Linked DNA regions of Homo sapiens: region 2 is linked to region 1. The links are chromatin loops, found by intact Hi-C in ENCODE. Cell type or tissue: PC-3. All regions are shown on one strand.

Region 1 (8,000 bases):
GCTAGTAACTGAAGGAGCCAGAATTCAAACCCAAGTCTCACAGATTGCAAATTCTAATGACTTTTCACTACACAGCCCTGTTTGAGTTGAGAACATCCAGGTGAGTGACTCAGTCTAAATGAAATCTGCTACAGGGGAAAAAGGTTCCAGGTAGTTTACATGGGTAGCTATTGTGGAGATGTAGAGAATAACCTAGAGAGATAGGTGACTTCTCACATATATAAATATATGTATGTATGTAGCATGAAGCCCTCTTCTCACCAAGGAGGCCTGTAGAGATGATGTGATCCTGGCATGAACTAGGAATGCTGTTCACAATAGAGACAGTGCTTAAGTAGTCAATAAGTAAAGTTTAAAAAGTTAGTAAAACTGAGTGAAGTTGATGTTAGTTTCCAAATACAGTGGGTTAAATAGGCTTTTGTGAGTTGGCCTGAAAAACAGCATTTATGGCATTGTATGGGAAGATTATTTGAGATTTCTAACCAGCTGTCTTACAAATAAAACAAAATGTCTAACGTTTGAAACAAAAATTACAGTACTTGGAAAAAGGGGGGCCTGCCTAGACATTACTTAACAGCTCTCTTTACAGAAGCCTCTAGGTGTATGCATGAGTAAATGTGCTCTGTTCTTTGATTGCAGCTTATTAAATCGTTACCTCTCTATCTTTGCATCCTCTTTTCAGAAAAATCTACTTGATGTTCCCTCAAAGTGCCAGAAAACAGAATTTGGCTCAACCCAAAAATGTTAACAATTATCTTGCTATCGTATAAGAAAAGGAAATTTAAAAGGAAAGTTATGCAATCATTTTTTTTTTTCTTAGACTGTCAGGTCAAATAGCCCTAATTAATTCCTTTTTTTTTTCTTTTTTTTTTTTTTTTTTTTTTTTTTTGAGACGGTGTCTCACTCTGTCACCCAGAGCTTTTTGCTCTAATGCTGATATGGAAGGTCCTTGTATATGTATTTCTTCTCTGTCACCCAGGCTGGAGTTCAGTGGCTCAATCTTGGCTCACTGCAACCTCTGCCTCCTGGGTTCAAGTTATTCTCCTGCCTCAGCCTCCCGAGTAGCTGGAACTACAGGTGCCCACCACCACGCCTGGCTAATTTTTGTATTTTTGGTAGAAATGGGGTTTCTCCATGTTGGCCAGGCTGGTCTCAAACTCCTGACCTCAGGGTGATCCATCTGCCTTTGCCTCCCAAAGTGATGAGATTACAGGCATGAGCCACTGCATCCGGCCTAATTCCTTTTTTTTTTTTTTTTTTTTTTTTTTTTTTGAGACGAAATTTTGCTCTATTGCCCAGGCTGGAGTATGCAGTGGTGCAGTCTCAGCTCACTGCAGCCTCTGCCTCCCGGGTTCAAGTGATTCTCCTGCCTCTGCCTCCCAGGTACCTGGGATTACAGGTGCCCACCACCACGCCTGGCTAATTTTTTGTATTTTTAGTAGAGACAGGGTTTTGCCATGTTGGCCAGGTTGGTCTCGAACTTCTGGCCTCAGGTGATCCGCCCGCCTTGGCCTCCCAAAATGCTGGGATTACAGGCATGAGCCACCTTACCCAGCCTAATTCCTTTTTTAATTGAGATATTTACATACTATAAAATTCACCCTTGTATATGATTCGTGGCTTTTACTATATTCCCAAGGTTGTGCAGCCATCACCACTATCTATTTCCTAGAACATTTTCATCACCCCCAAAAAGAAATTTCATACATGTTAGCGGTCACTCCCCATTTCCTCCATTCCCCCAGTCCCTGGCAATCACTAATCTATTTTCTGTCTCTAGATTCACCTATTCTGGACATTTCATATTAATGGAATCCTACAGTATGTGGCCTTTGTGTCTGTTTTCAAGGTTCTTGCATGTTTCAAGGTTCATACATGTTGTAGCATGTAGGAAGACTTCATTCTTTTATGTGGCTGAATAATCTATTTTATGGATATACCACAGTTTGTTTATCCATTTATCAGTTGATGGACGTTGGAAATTGTTTCTACCTTTTGGCTATTATGAATAATGCTGCTGTGAACATTCGTATTAAGTTTTTATGTGAACACATGTTTCCAGTTTTCTTGGATATATACCTAGGAGTAGAATTGCTGAGTCATATGGTAAATCTATGTTTAGCTTTTTGAGGTACTGCCAAACTTTTCCAGCTGGCCTGTACCATTTTACATTCCCATCAGCAGTGTATGAGAGTTCCAGCTTTTCCGTATCCTTGCCATCACTTATTATTGTCTTTTTTACTATAACCATCCTACTGGGTGTGAAATGGTATCTCATTGTGGTTTTGATTTGCATTTCTCTAATGACTGATGATGTTAAGGATCTTTTCATGTGCTTCTTGTCCATTCGTATACATAATTCACGTGCTTATTTTGTTACCGTTTTAGGGACTTAAGTTGGCTTTTGTTCTAATGCTGATAGGGAAGTTCCTTGTATATGTATTTCTTCTCAGAAAACTTAGTTTCAATACGTGCTTTTAAGATATTTTCTTTCTTTTTAGATTTGATAAATACAAGGCTTTTCCTAAAATAGTGGTTTTCCAAATGGGTTAATAGAGCTCTAGGTTCTATGAAAGTGCCTTAGGATACCTCTCACCTAGGGCACCCTTTCTCTCAGCCAGAGTGGAATTCCTAGAGGAACACAACAAAGAATTAAATATTGGTTATAGAACTTAAAAAAGAAAGTTACAGAAAGAAAACAAAGATTGGGGCAGTGATATTTTTCCTTAGAGTCTCCTCGGCCTAAACTAGTCTATAGTTTCTTATTTAAAGCAAAAGTGCAAGAGTTAATTGAAGATTAATTATTAATCTTAATAGGAAGATAATATGCCTAGAATCTCTGAAATTAAATATAAGTCAACAGATAAATGAATTCAGGAATCCATCTCAAGTGAAGTAACGTATACAGGTATGTTATTTGAAGAAGTAAAAATGCAAATAAAACAAAACCTTATTTGCCTCTTTTCCTTCAAGTTCCTGCTGGCTGTTGGTATAATTCAAGAGTAATAGCTATCAAAATGGATGTTCATATTAAGTAATCCTTAGAGAAATGTCATAGGCAAATTAAAAATAAGTTTTGCCTTGGATTAATAAAAAGAAGAGCTCATAAATGAGTTTTAAAGCTATCTCCTGCCCACCACCTCCCCTCCCCCGCCAGCTCTTCTGAGTATGTATAGTATACTACTAGGTGAAAATGAATTAAATGGATTTATTTTCTTTTGGAACATTAAAGTCTAGAAGTACTAGGGTGGGCAGGAAGTTTAATAGCATGAAACAAGGTAAATTAGTAAAGAATAATATAAGCAGATGTAATTGGATCTTTAGGAGGAAATTATGACCTATAATGTTACAGCAGTTTTCTGTAGTACATTTTCAACCATAATGTGGAAAATTAGAAAATAAATGTTATTTTCAACATAAAAATTAATCACTTGGAGGATACATCTGGTTCTGCCAAGATAGAGGACCCCTATTCCTCCTTGATCTCCCTTACAGCGAAAACACTGTAGACATAACAAACAAGCACAGGAACACTCTAAAGGTGGAAAAAGAAGGCAAACAGCCTGCAGACCTCGAGACTCAAGAAAACCCAGGGAATTCACTATTTGTGTTCTTCCTGTCACCTCCCATATATCCTAGACAGGGTGCTATGAAAGCCTCCAAACTAGAACTGCCAACAGTCACAGACAAAAAGAGCTCTGAGAAAAAGCCTGTTTCCTTTAGACAAACAACTGGGGGAAAGGTAGCCAAGTAAGTCTAAACCTTTTTGACAATACTCACCCTACCCTGGCCAAATACCATCAGAAAAACCCCACCCCACCCCACCCCAAAGAAGCAAATAACAGTGCTCTCACTCCCCAACCCAGTGGTGTGGGCTGGGGAGATCAGAGACCTAAGCACCCATTTCTTTGCCCAGCAAAAGCAGACAGCACTTTGGTTCCCCCTGCTGGGTGGTTTTGGCAGACCAGGCAGGAAGCGTTTTCCCTCATTCCACTTCAAGCTGAAGGAAGTTATGCTCTTGCCAGGGTGGTGTCTAGCAGCAGTGGGGTCTAGTAGCAGATTGAGCCTCCACCCCAACCCAGAAGCAATGACACTTAACAAGGTGACGTGAGCCAGGGCTAATCCATACTCTACCCTCACCTTACATCAACGAGGCAGAACAAGATGGTTGGAGGTAGGATTCTCAACACATCTTACCTCCACTAATGTCAGTGGGGCCCAGTGGAGAACTGAGCCTTCACTCCCATCTGGCAAGTGATGGGTGGCAGGGCTAGTTGGCATTCTGCTTCCTTCTCTACCCTCCCCTGTTGTTAGCTGGGTCCTTTGGGGAGCTGAGCTTTTGGCTTTATAGTGCAGCAACAAAGAAGTTTGAGTCAGCCCTCTGCTTTCCTCCTCCCTGTCATCAGTGGGGCCCAGCAGGGAGGTGAGCTTACACCCCTACTCAGAGGCAGTGAGGTGATACAGGTTGGTGCCCTACTTTCATTGGGACTAAGAGTGGAGCTGAACTTCCGTCCCACCCATCTGCAACAAAACAGTGTGAGTCATTGCTCCACTTTTGCCTGGGTGATGTTGGTGCGGCCCAGAGGGAAGTTGAACATACACACTCCACCTCAACAGGAGGACTGCCTGCTTCGGGGAAAAAAAAAAAAAGATTAAATAGGAAAGAGTCCTATAATCTCCAAATATCCATTAGACAGTAAAAAATCACTTATACCAAAAACCAGGAAAATCGCAACATGAGTGAGAAAAGACAGTCAACACACATCATCACTGTGATAATTCAGATGTTGTAATTATCAGACCAGAATTTTAAAGCAGCCATCACAAAAATGCCTCAGTGAGCAATCACAAACACTCTTGAAACAAATGAAAAATTAGTCTCAGAAAAGAAATGGAAGCCATAAGGAAGAACCAAATAGAAATTTTAGAACTGAAAAATACAGTAACAAATAAACTTACTACATGGGCTAGATAGAAGAATGGAGATGATAGGAAAGAATAACATTGGAGATAAAGCAATAGAAATGAACAATAGAGAAAAAATAAACTGGAAAATGAACAGAGCCTCAAGAGCCTGGTGAACATTAACAAAAGATTTAACATTTATGTCATCAGAGTCCCAGAAAGGGAAAAAAGAAACTGGACCTGAAGAAATAATGGCTGAAATTTCCCCAAATTTTGCAAAAGACATAATCTTACAGATTCAGGAAGCTGACTGAATCCCAAATAAGATAAATGCAAAGTAATCCACTCCTAGACAAAATCAAAATCAAACTTTTGAAAATGAGTAGTTATTGTCTAATAGATACAGAGTTTCAATTTTGCAAGATAGTTCTGAAGATTAGTTGCATAATGTGAATATACTTAATACTACTAAACCATACACTTAAAATAGTTGAGATAGTGAATTTTATGTTATGTTTTATGACAATTGAAAAAGTAAAATATCAAACTTTTGAAAATTAAAGAATCTTTAAAGCAGTTAGAGAGAAATGAACTGTTACCTATAGGGAACAACTCATGCGACAGCAGATTTTCCATCAGAATCTATGGACGTCTGCCAGGCACAGTGGCTTACGCCTATAATCCCAGCACTTTGGGAGACTTACGCCTGTAATCCCAGCACTTTGAGGGGCTTACGCCTATAATCCCAGCACTTTGGGAGGCCAAGGCAAGAGGATTGCTTGAGCCCAGGAGTTCGAGATCGGCTTGGGCAACATGGCAAGACCCCATTTCTACAAATAATAACAATAATAAAAATAAATAGCCAGGCATGGTGGCACGTGCCTGTAATTCCAGCTACTGGGGAGGCTGAAGCTGGAGGATCACTTGAGCCCAGACAGTCAAGGCCCCAGTGAGCCATCTTCACACCACTGCACTCCAGCCTGGGCGACACAGTGAGACCTCATCTCAAAACATCTATGGATGCCAGAAGGATATGGCACACCATTTTTCAAGTGCTGAAAGAAGATACTGTCAACCCAGATTTCTATACCAAGTGACAATATCCTTCAGGAATGAAGGTAAAATCAGAGTGGTCTTGGATGCAGGAAAACTAAGAGAATTTGTGAGTAGCAGACCCTGAAAGAGAATGATAAAAGAAGGAAACTTGGACTGTCAGGAATAAAGAAATCACATAAATTCTACATAGTCTCTTCCAGAAAATAGAGAACAGTTTACAACTCATTTTATGAGGCCAGTATTATCCTGATAGCAAAACCTAAAGATAGTATAGAAAACTGCAGGTCAATATCCCTGAAGCACATAGACACAGAATCCTCAACAAAAACTAGCAAAACAAATCTAACAACATATAAGAATTGCATGCCATGACCAAGTGGGTTTTATTCCACATCAGACACAGTATTCAAAAATCATTCAAGGTAGCCTACCATATTAAAAGGTTAAAGAAGACAAGTCACATGATACTAATGGAGAAAACGTATTTTTTCTTGATCATAAAATGGCTTATGGGAAAGAGAAAAATTTAGCTAAGTTAAACATTCATTCATAATAAAAACTCAGCCACCTAATAGAGGAGGACTTGCTCAACTTGATAATGAACCTACAGCTAACATAAAACTTAATGGTGTAGTCCCAGCACCTTGGGAGGCTGAGGTGGGAGGATCACTTGAGGCCAGGAGTTCAAGTCCAGCCTGGGCAATATAGCAAGGCCCTATGTCTAGGAAAACAATTTTTTAAAAAATTAGCAAGGAATAGTGGCATGCACTTATAGTCCTAGGTACTTGGGAGACTGAGGCAGGAGGAGCCCTTGAGCCCAGGAGTTCAAGGCTGCAGTTAGCTATGATCACACCACTGCACTCCAGCCTGGGTGACAGAGCAAGACCCTGTCTCTAAAAACAAAATGGGAGGAACCCTTCCAAATGATTTTAAGACTTACTATATCCAGTACTCAAAATACTGTAGTATTGGCAAGGGGATACACACATAGATCAGTGGAATAAGATGGAGAACAAGAAATAGACCCACGTAAGTACAGCCAACTGATTTTTGTCAAAGTTACAAAAGCAGTTTGATAGAGGAAGGATAAATAGCCTTTTCAACAATGGTGTCTGGAGCTATTGCACACCTATAGGTAAAACAATAAGTCTCAACCCAAATCTCGTACTGTGTAAAAGTTAATTTAAAATGGATCATGGATTTGAATGTAAAACTAGAAAACTTTTAGAATTTAGACATAGGAGAAGATCTTCAGGACTGTGGGCTAAATGAAGCATTTAAACCTGAGACCAAAAGCAAATTCTATAAAAGAAGAAAACAATAAATTGAACTTCTGAAAAATTCAAGACCTTTTATCTATGAAAAAGACTCTGCGAAGGGTATGAACCTGTAACTGAGACCGGACTTGTATTTACAATATTCAAAGAACTCTCAAAACTCAGCAATAACAAAGACAAGCAATCCAGGCAAAAAATAGACAAAAGAAGTGAACAGACACTTCACCAAAGATGAATAGCAGATAAGCATATGAAAAGATGTTCAGCATGGTTAACTATCAGGGAAGTGAAAAAACATGATGAGGTATCACTACATACCTATTAGAACAGCCAACATAAAAAATAGTGACAATAATAAATGGCGAGGATGCAAACAAACTAGATCACTCATATATTGCTGGTGAGGGCATAAAATGATACAGCCCCTCAGGAAAATAGTTTGGCCATTTATTAATAAACATATACTTGCTATATGATCCAGCAGTTGTACTCCTGGACATTCACCGCAGAGAAATGAAAACTTATGTCCACATAAAAGTCTGTGCACAGATGTTCCTAGCAGCTTTATTTGTACTATCCAAAAATTAGAAACCAAATGTCCTTGAATGGGTAAATGGTCAAATAGTCTAGCACATCCACATCATGGAATAATACTACTCGCTAACTAAAAAGGAATGAATTGTCGATACACACAACAGCTTGGATGAATCTCAAGGGATTTATGCTGAGTGAAAAAAAGGTCACATGCTATATGATTTATAT
Region 2 (8,000 bases), 260 kb before region 1:
GGGAGTATTTCCATCCAGTGTGAATGGTCACCAGAAGGCCCCCACGGCCTTACCTATCCAGTGTGTCAGCCAGTCTTCCCAGCCCAGAGCTTGCTCAAAGAGCCCAGCTATCAGGATGGAGACTTCATGTGAACAGCAAGAGTGATCTCCCTTCATCAAGCCTAAGTGCCCTATTTTCTAGCAAGCTTTTTGTTCTGCAACCTACAAGGCTTGCTTCTTTTTTGAGGAATTGGTTGTTCTCTGAAGGGAGGTGGGTAGAAAGCCTCCTGATTATATTTAGGTTGAATCATAGAAAATTGCCAATGTTCAACCATTTTGACTCATAAAAATAGGAATTTCCTATGGTTCAATGTAATATTTAAGAGATTTTTTTTTGGAGGATGGATAATTATCAGATCCAATTCAAAAAAAGTCAAGGCAACTTATTGATCTGTGTGCACGGTACCCGAGATCAATTCAAGAGCTAAATCAATGAAGTTAGTTTGTGTCATTATCCCATGATATAATCTTCTTAGTTATATAAAAAATACTGACTATAATGTCAGTTAAACAATGCCTAGTTAAAGCTTCGTAATGTAGGAGGATTGAGAAAAATGAAGGGGGAAGGAGGATAAAATGACTGATAGAATTAAAAGGGAATCAACTTCTGCCATCATAAAAGACATAGCTAATTGCTTTACTAAATTTGAAGACAATGAAGTACGGAAGAGGCACTTACCCAGCTGAGTCATAGGTAAGATACAAGGCAGTAATTACAAATACTATTTATTTCTTTCCTGAAATTTATCTCTGAAGATAATGGCAAGTTTGAATGAAGAAAATAACATTTTAATTTGAGTCATCTGGAAATAAAGTAAGGAAAACATGAAATGTCTCGAGCATGAGGCGCTTTGCTGCATCTTGACCAAGAAAAAGCCTTTGGAATGTACAAAGCAATGCCTCACATCAATATGCCAAGCACCACGCAAAATGCACTCGGGGAAAATGTACTCAGTGGTATAGAAACACTGAGTTGCACCACATTATCTTCATTTCTTCTTCTCACTCACCCACTGCATTCAAATTCAAAATTCAAATGGTATTTGTTGGCAACTGTTCTAGACTCTTGGGAAACAACAATGGACATAACACACAAACAGGGGCTTCGTGAGGAACAGGCTTTCTGGAATTAAGGAGGAGCCAGATAACAATAGAATGAATATAAGTTTATATAATATGTGAAAAGGTGATTAGAGGTATTAAAAAAAAAACAGGAGCTAAAGAATTTCAGGAGTGCAGGACGAAGGGTTGGGGACAGCAGGGGGAAGATCGCAATATTAAATTAGGTGTTCAGGGTGGACCTCATTGGAAAGGTGAGATTTGAGGAAAGATGTGAAGAAAGCAACAGAGTTAGCCAAGTGGCTATCCGGAGTAAGGGCATTCCATGCAAAAGGAATAGCTGTTGTACAGGCCCTAAGGCAAGGGAACATTTCTGGTGTGTTCTTTGAACAGCAGCAGGGAAGTCAGTGGGGCTGAAGTAGAGAGAGCAAGGAGAAGAATAGAAAGGAGATCAGAGAGATAACGGGAAACCAGATCACGGAGAGGTTACTACTCAGAGTGGAGTCCTAGGATCAGCAGCTTCAGCCTCACCTGCTGGCTGCTTAGAAATGCAGACTCTCCAGCCCTGCCCCAGAGCTACTGGATCATAGTCTGAGTTTTAATCAGATCCCCAGGTGATTCATATGCACGTGAAAGTTTAAGAAGCACTGATGGGGAGCCTTATAGGCCCTTGTTAGCACCTGGATTTTGACTCGGCCTGAGACGTGAATCACAGGGTTTTGAGGAGAGGAGTCACATGATCTGCCTTATATATAAAAGGATCACTGTGCCCTGCGTGTCGGGAAGAGTCTGTTGGGTAGAAGGGAAGGGAGCAGTCAGGATGCAATTATTGTAATACTCTAGGGGTGAGATAATAGAACTCGGACCAGAGGGAGGGACGCAGAGGTGGAGTGAACCCTGAGAAAATCGCCCCATCCTGCTCCCTCTCCAGTCCATCCCCTCTTCTCCAGTTCACTTCAGAGAAAACCGTCAGTTATAAATCAGAGGGTTAGAAAATGCTTCAGAAGAAAGTGGCGCTTCAAACCGACTATCTTAAAGAAGGGCCCTGGGTACTGGGGAAACAAAGAGGGCCTGAGAGTCCCCATCGTGGCTAGAGCAGTTTGAAGAAAGAGTAGGTGTTTCAGCTGAGCTTAGGAGGAGCAAGAATTAAATGGGGTGTTGCGGGGGGGCATTCTGGGAAGAAACGGCCACATATGTGAAGACACAGATGTAAGAAACTATATGACACACTTTGCCTGAACAAAGTGCAGCCGGGGGAGGAGTGGTGGGGGAGGCACTGGCAGAAAATGAGACTGGAGAACTAACCAGATCATGAAGTGTCTCGTGCACTGCATCAAGGAGGTCAAAACATCCAGAAAGCCCTGAAGACACAATGTCAGATTTCAGGGTGGGAGTAAGATGCAAGTTTAGGAGAAGCGTTGAGGAAACAATGGGAACGACAGATTAGAAAGGGATGAGCCTGGAGACAGGGAGAGCAGTCTCAAGTCACTAAAGGATGAGAATAATTCATCCCAGGACCCAAAGCCCAGGAATGGCTCTCAGAAATGCCGGAGACCTGAACTGTGTAACTGGCCTGTGTGTCTGAATTGAAGACTATGAACTATATAAGCTAGGCAAGTTACCAAACTTCTCGAACCTCAATTTTTCCTCCATGAGATCAGGTGTTCTTCATTTCCTCAAAGAGATCTCAGTACTATTGAGAGAATCGAATGAGATGCTTGGCATAGAGTAAATACTCAGCAAATTGCCTTATAAAAGCACTCCAAGTGATCTTAGTTTTCAGCCAAGGTTGCAAACCACTGATTTAGTCCAACTACTTCAATTTTGTATGAAAATACAGAGGCCCACAGAAGGAAAGGGATTTGTTCGAGGATGCACTTCAAGTTAGCAAAACAGGGAAACTCGAGTCCAGCACATTTTGACCCTGCGGTGCAATGGAGAAGGGTTGGGTCTGAAGGTGGATGCTGGTATTGCCATCTGCTAGCTGTGAGACTGAACCAATTTCTAAACATCTCTCTCAGCCCCATCTGCAAGATGGGGATGACAACAGCATCCACATTATAGGGCTGTTCAAAGGATGAAATAGATTAATGCTCACAGAACACCTGGCACAGTACCAGGCACCATGAGATGTATTAATTAAATGCTAGCTATTGTTACCAGCTGTGCTCTGACTCAGCCCAGCATTCTTTCTGTATCTCCACCAGGCTGTATAAGACCTCTTGTGAATTTTGATCAGTGTTTTCTTCATCCCTTATGGATACACTCATGGAAATCGATTTTTAGATATTGAACTAAAAAAATAAAGAGCTGATTAGTTACAATTCTCCCTGCTGATACCAGGAGTTTTAATCAAATAAACCAAGTATATCTGTGTACCAAATGTCATCTGTGTACCATGTTCGTGCACAGGACCTAACCAGGTGCTGTTTGTGCTGTCACTGGGTATTTGAAGCCACTGTTTCCTGTGTGTAATCAATAATCGACACTAAAGCTCTGACAAAATGACCATTTTTAGAGTGCCATTAGCTGTCTCCCTGGATATGGCTGTAAATGTAACATAAGTACGTTCTTTATTGCATCAATTTCTTATTGCAGTCATGTTTATCTTCCTGAAGTAAAGCGCTCTGGGAGAAACTGAGTGGGTGGGTATTTTGGCTTGTTTTTCTGCTAAAGGATGATTCTGATGATCTTTTACTATTACCTGAAATTTGCGTGCTATTGCAGAAGCATCCTTCTCAAGGGAAGAACACGGGTACAGTGGAGCTAAAGTGCTTTTTCTGTTGTGTGTACAAATTAGGCAAGAGGTTTATAAACTTGCTTCTTACAGAAAAGTCACCCTGATAATTTTCTTTGTAGTATTTCTGAATATCCTAACCCCTAATTAATCAACATAGACCACCTTTTGCTTGTTTCACATGGAGCACAGAGCTTTCAAATTAGAGCACTGGGAGAAAATTGTTTTTTTTTTTTTTTGGTATATATAAAATTCTAATTGCCATCAGAAGCAAGGTAGCTATATAATTGCCAAAGCCAAAACAATATGTTTCTGAAGATACTTTAATTAGAGTTTGCTTCACATTTTATCTTCTTATGAAATTGAAAATACCAACCACAAAAACTCTGTGGAGAGAGCTTTCTCTGCATTTTGTTGCGTGCTTCAGTAAAGATTCTTGTATATCAGAATTGTAGATTCAATACCAAGAAACATAAACTTGTATTGTTAATTTGGGTGACCATGAGGGACACTGACTTAGTTCAACTAGGAAAAGATCATTAAAAATACTTCAAAGATTTTTATTATCCTGGGTTTCTGATTAAACAAATTATCTATAGAAAAGCCACTGCAGTTAATTTACTGGTTGGAACTTGCATGAAGTTAGGGATTTCAAGATAAACCCATCTCTGGACAAGTAAGCTACTTTCTTTTGTATTACCTAGTGTGTGAGGGTGGGAAGGGAGGGAATGCCATATGAAACCAGCTTCCTCATTGCTCTCTTATGAGTCACATTTACTTGAACACAGCTAATTTTAGTTTCAACCACTGTGACCCTCCTAGAAGTAGTAAGAACCAAATGAGTAAGCATTTGGAGGAAGTGAGTACCTTGCAACCAATGTCATCCAGAGCTCATTATTTTAACATCAACAAAGCCCTCCTCTATAATCAAATTGCCCACATTCTCAGAAATTGTATTTGTGATAAAGTGCATGATCAGCTTGAATTTTTCACCCCTCCCTGTATTACACCCTTTGTTATGTGACTTTGGAGTTTCCTCCATAAAGGCAGAGTGTATTTTGCCACTCCTTGTCTTTGAGCTAAGTTGTGTCACTTCCTTTGGTCAAACGAATGTGGTCAAAAGTGTCAGGGTGCCAGTGTGAAGTTTGCCTGCTTCTTCTTGCCATCCTGTGGCTCTGCCATCTTCTAGGAACATGCCTGGGGTGCAACCCATGAAGCTGAGCCTCCCCAGCAGAGCCCAGCCTAGATCAGCCCATCCCAGCCAACCATAGACTTGTGAGCAATAATAAGTCATTGCTGTTTTAAACCACCAACATTTGAGGTGGTTTGTGATGCAGCAGTAGTTAACTCTCATAATACTGCAACAAGTTATTGACCTGAGCTTTTCTGGGCCAGTGATCTGTAAATACATATAATTCATGGCTGGTCTAGTTTCTATAACGGAAAAGATATTATACAACTATTTTCTCAAGGATAGATTATTTATGTTGCATCAAAAAAATAATTTACCAACTACCTGTTGTGGGCTGGATGCTCTACTGGGTGCTGGTACAGGGGATGGAATATGAAGAAGTCCCGAAAGTCCCAGACATTTGTACATGGCCTTTAGAAACTGAAAAACTTGAACCATGACTGCAAAGACCATTCAAACTAGAGGCTGTAAAAACTTTCTCTTTTCAGAGTTCAGTTTCTTAAAGCCAGGTATTGTAATATCTTGATCTTTATTTGAATCCTGAATCCAGTATAGCAAGCACTCTCTCTTGCCTGATTCAGTAGAGGTTCAGGATGTTCCTCTTGTCTCAATTTTCTATGAAGGTGACTGGTTTAACCTAGGTGTATGACCCAAGGAGGAATGGCAAATTCTCATCAGCCAAGAGCCTCTCAATATGAATAGATGTTAGAGAGAGGTTGGCCTGGTATAGAGTCAGATGATGAGCTAGCAGTAGAACTTGGGGGTGTTCACCATTAAAATAGGCAGAAAGGGAGATCACTGTAGAGAACAGGGCCACTGGGCAGAGGTAGGATGGACTAGAGTATGATAATGAGGAGATCAAGGGGAAAGGAAGATGAAAGGTGGAATTTCAAGCTGGGATCTGAGGCAACAACTGGAATCATTATCAGAGGACCTGTATATTAGTTTGAGTGCTTGTTTGGATGGTTTTTAGCACCAGGTGGGGTTTATCACCTAGTTGGGACTTTCAGCTATGGTGTCTTGGGTGCTCTTTGTTCTGTAATTCTCTGTCTGCAATATCAAGAACCAGGACCATCTAGGGAGGAGAAGACTATTCCTCTAGGTCTGAAGTTGTATTTTTCTCTGCCCAAGGACTCTGATACATTCTGTAGTCATCATGGAAGCCTCATTCAGGGAGAGTTGAGTCCATTGGAAGTTCAGTCCTCTGAGAACCAGAGACATTGTGTGGCAGGTCCCTCTCCTGGGTCCTGGGACTTAGATCCTAGCCCCTGGGCTTGTGCTATGTCACAGCCTTGGCCTCTCTGCCTCCTCCTCATCAACCCACTCAGGGCATTCTGACCCATCCAAACATAAGCAGAAGATGACTCATCAGTGGGCTGCCTATGAATCATGGCTTGGTCCCAATGTGGAAAGGCAGAGTGAATGTAGAGCTGGAAAATTAATGTGAATCAGGATGCATTTGGTGTTGACATTTATATCTTAGTGTAATTTGACTCAATGTTAATCCTCTTTCGAGTTTAATAATGACAGCAGGACATTCAAAGTCACTGTGATTGATGACTTCATTCCTGATTCAGATTCAGCCTGAATGTCCATCATGTTTGGTATTAAACCTCAATTTCAAATTAGCTGCTGGTCCCAATTAATGACTAACTGAACAGATGAGATTCCACAAGTCTTGATGCCAAAAAACTTCAAAATCAGTGCTATCGACCATTTTCTTTTAGAGAGAGAAACAGATCTTCTCATGAGATCAGCCTTCAGAACTGTTGTTAGTTTTAACATATTGACAGTTCTGATTGGTCTCTTTTGTTCTGTTGGTTTGTTGGCTACTTAACCTATTTCTCAACTTGTTCCACAAACAAAACAATAGTTTTAACCTCTGAACAACAAACAACTAAGTAGGCATTTCTTTAAAACAATTTGTTCGAACTCTTTTTGTATTGTGTACCTTCATGAGGATCAGAAGTCATGTCATCATCACCTCATAGTTTATATTTTTAACACATCATGTGTCAAATGATGGTCTAAGTTATTTATTTTGTTGAATTCTCCCAGAAACCCTATTATCATCCCTGTTTTTCAGATGAAGAAGTTTAGTCAGCATTTCAGAGAGCTCTAGTAACTCACCAACAATAATATAGTTATTGAGTCATGGAAGTCACATTTTTAATCCAAGCAAGCTAACTCCAAAGTCTCTGCTCTTAACTTTTATGCTACTAACTTCACCAAATGCAAAAGTCCATATTACCAAGTCTCACTTTCTAGTCAACATTTGAAAATGATATTTAGTACAGGAATAACTTAAAGATAGGCTTTCTTTTAGATTCATTCTAGGAGAGTAAGAATGCTTTACAATACCCTTGAATCAACTTAATTGTTTTCCCCAATATTGATCCTATTGTCACCATTTACTACGACTTGTATCATAACTGCAGTACCTTCAATTTTTATCTTGGTGAATTGAGATTCCTGGGCTAATACTACAACTTAAAAGGCAGGATTTTCCCGTTTTATAAACAATCTTCAACTTTTCTTTCCTAATCTGTCTGCCTTGTGGTTATGTCTAGCAGCCATCAATTAACAGAAATGTCAGTAAGACAAGCTTACCAAAGTGGGGTGGGGGAAGGGGAACCAAAATGAAGAATGTTATGCCAGGAAATACTTTAATGTAGGTGGAGCTCTGCCAACTTGTATTATTATAAGAAAACAAAGAAACTTTATTAATCCAACAGGCATTACACTTTGACTTTTATTTTGATTTTATTTTTGAGCACGCAGTTGAATTCTTTGCACACAGATTTTCCTTATTTTTGTAAGCTACTTGCTTCAAATAAAAGGAAGACTATTTTGGTGGCAAGATATGTATGTCTTTCAATTTGTATTCTTTCATTCTTCTCGAATATCTACAAAATTCTCTTATCTATGGTGTTTGAGAAGCAAAAATGCTACTGAAGCAGAACCAATCCAGTA

Evidence for each region. Peaks named below come from ENCODE experiments on the same cell type or tissue, not always from the same donor. Only the 100,000 strongest peaks of a DNase experiment are listed, where the experiment ranks them.
Region 2: it touches region 1 in a loop (8-fold over the local background); 16 of 110 quality-filtered maps call a loop at or near these places.

Annotation. Positions count from the first base shown.
Region 1 is chrX:20,249,062-20,257,061 of GRCh38, reverse strand. The region is part of intron 1 of RPS6KA3 (ribosomal protein S6 kinase A3); the gene reads left to right. Among named protein-coding and RNA genes, the nearest start is that of RPS6KA3, 14 kb to the left of the region's middle. RefSeq lists an enhancer at 3,817-4,111. In PC-3, a CTCF peak has its summit at 3,966 (motif pointing left); a DNase peak (open chromatin) is centred at 3,881; H3K27ac peaks cover 1,643 bases.
Region 2 is chrX:20,513,001-20,521,000 of GRCh38, reverse strand. No RefSeq gene overlaps it. Among named protein-coding and RNA genes, the nearest start is that of RPS6KA3, 250 kb to the right of the region's middle. RefSeq lists a silencer at 4,499-4,648 and an enhancer at 5,866-7,065. In PC-3, no CTCF peak of the experiment used is centred here; DNase peaks (open chromatin) are centred at 4,680, 4,980 and 6,400; H3K4me3 peaks cover 743 bases; H3K27ac peaks cover 3,943 bases.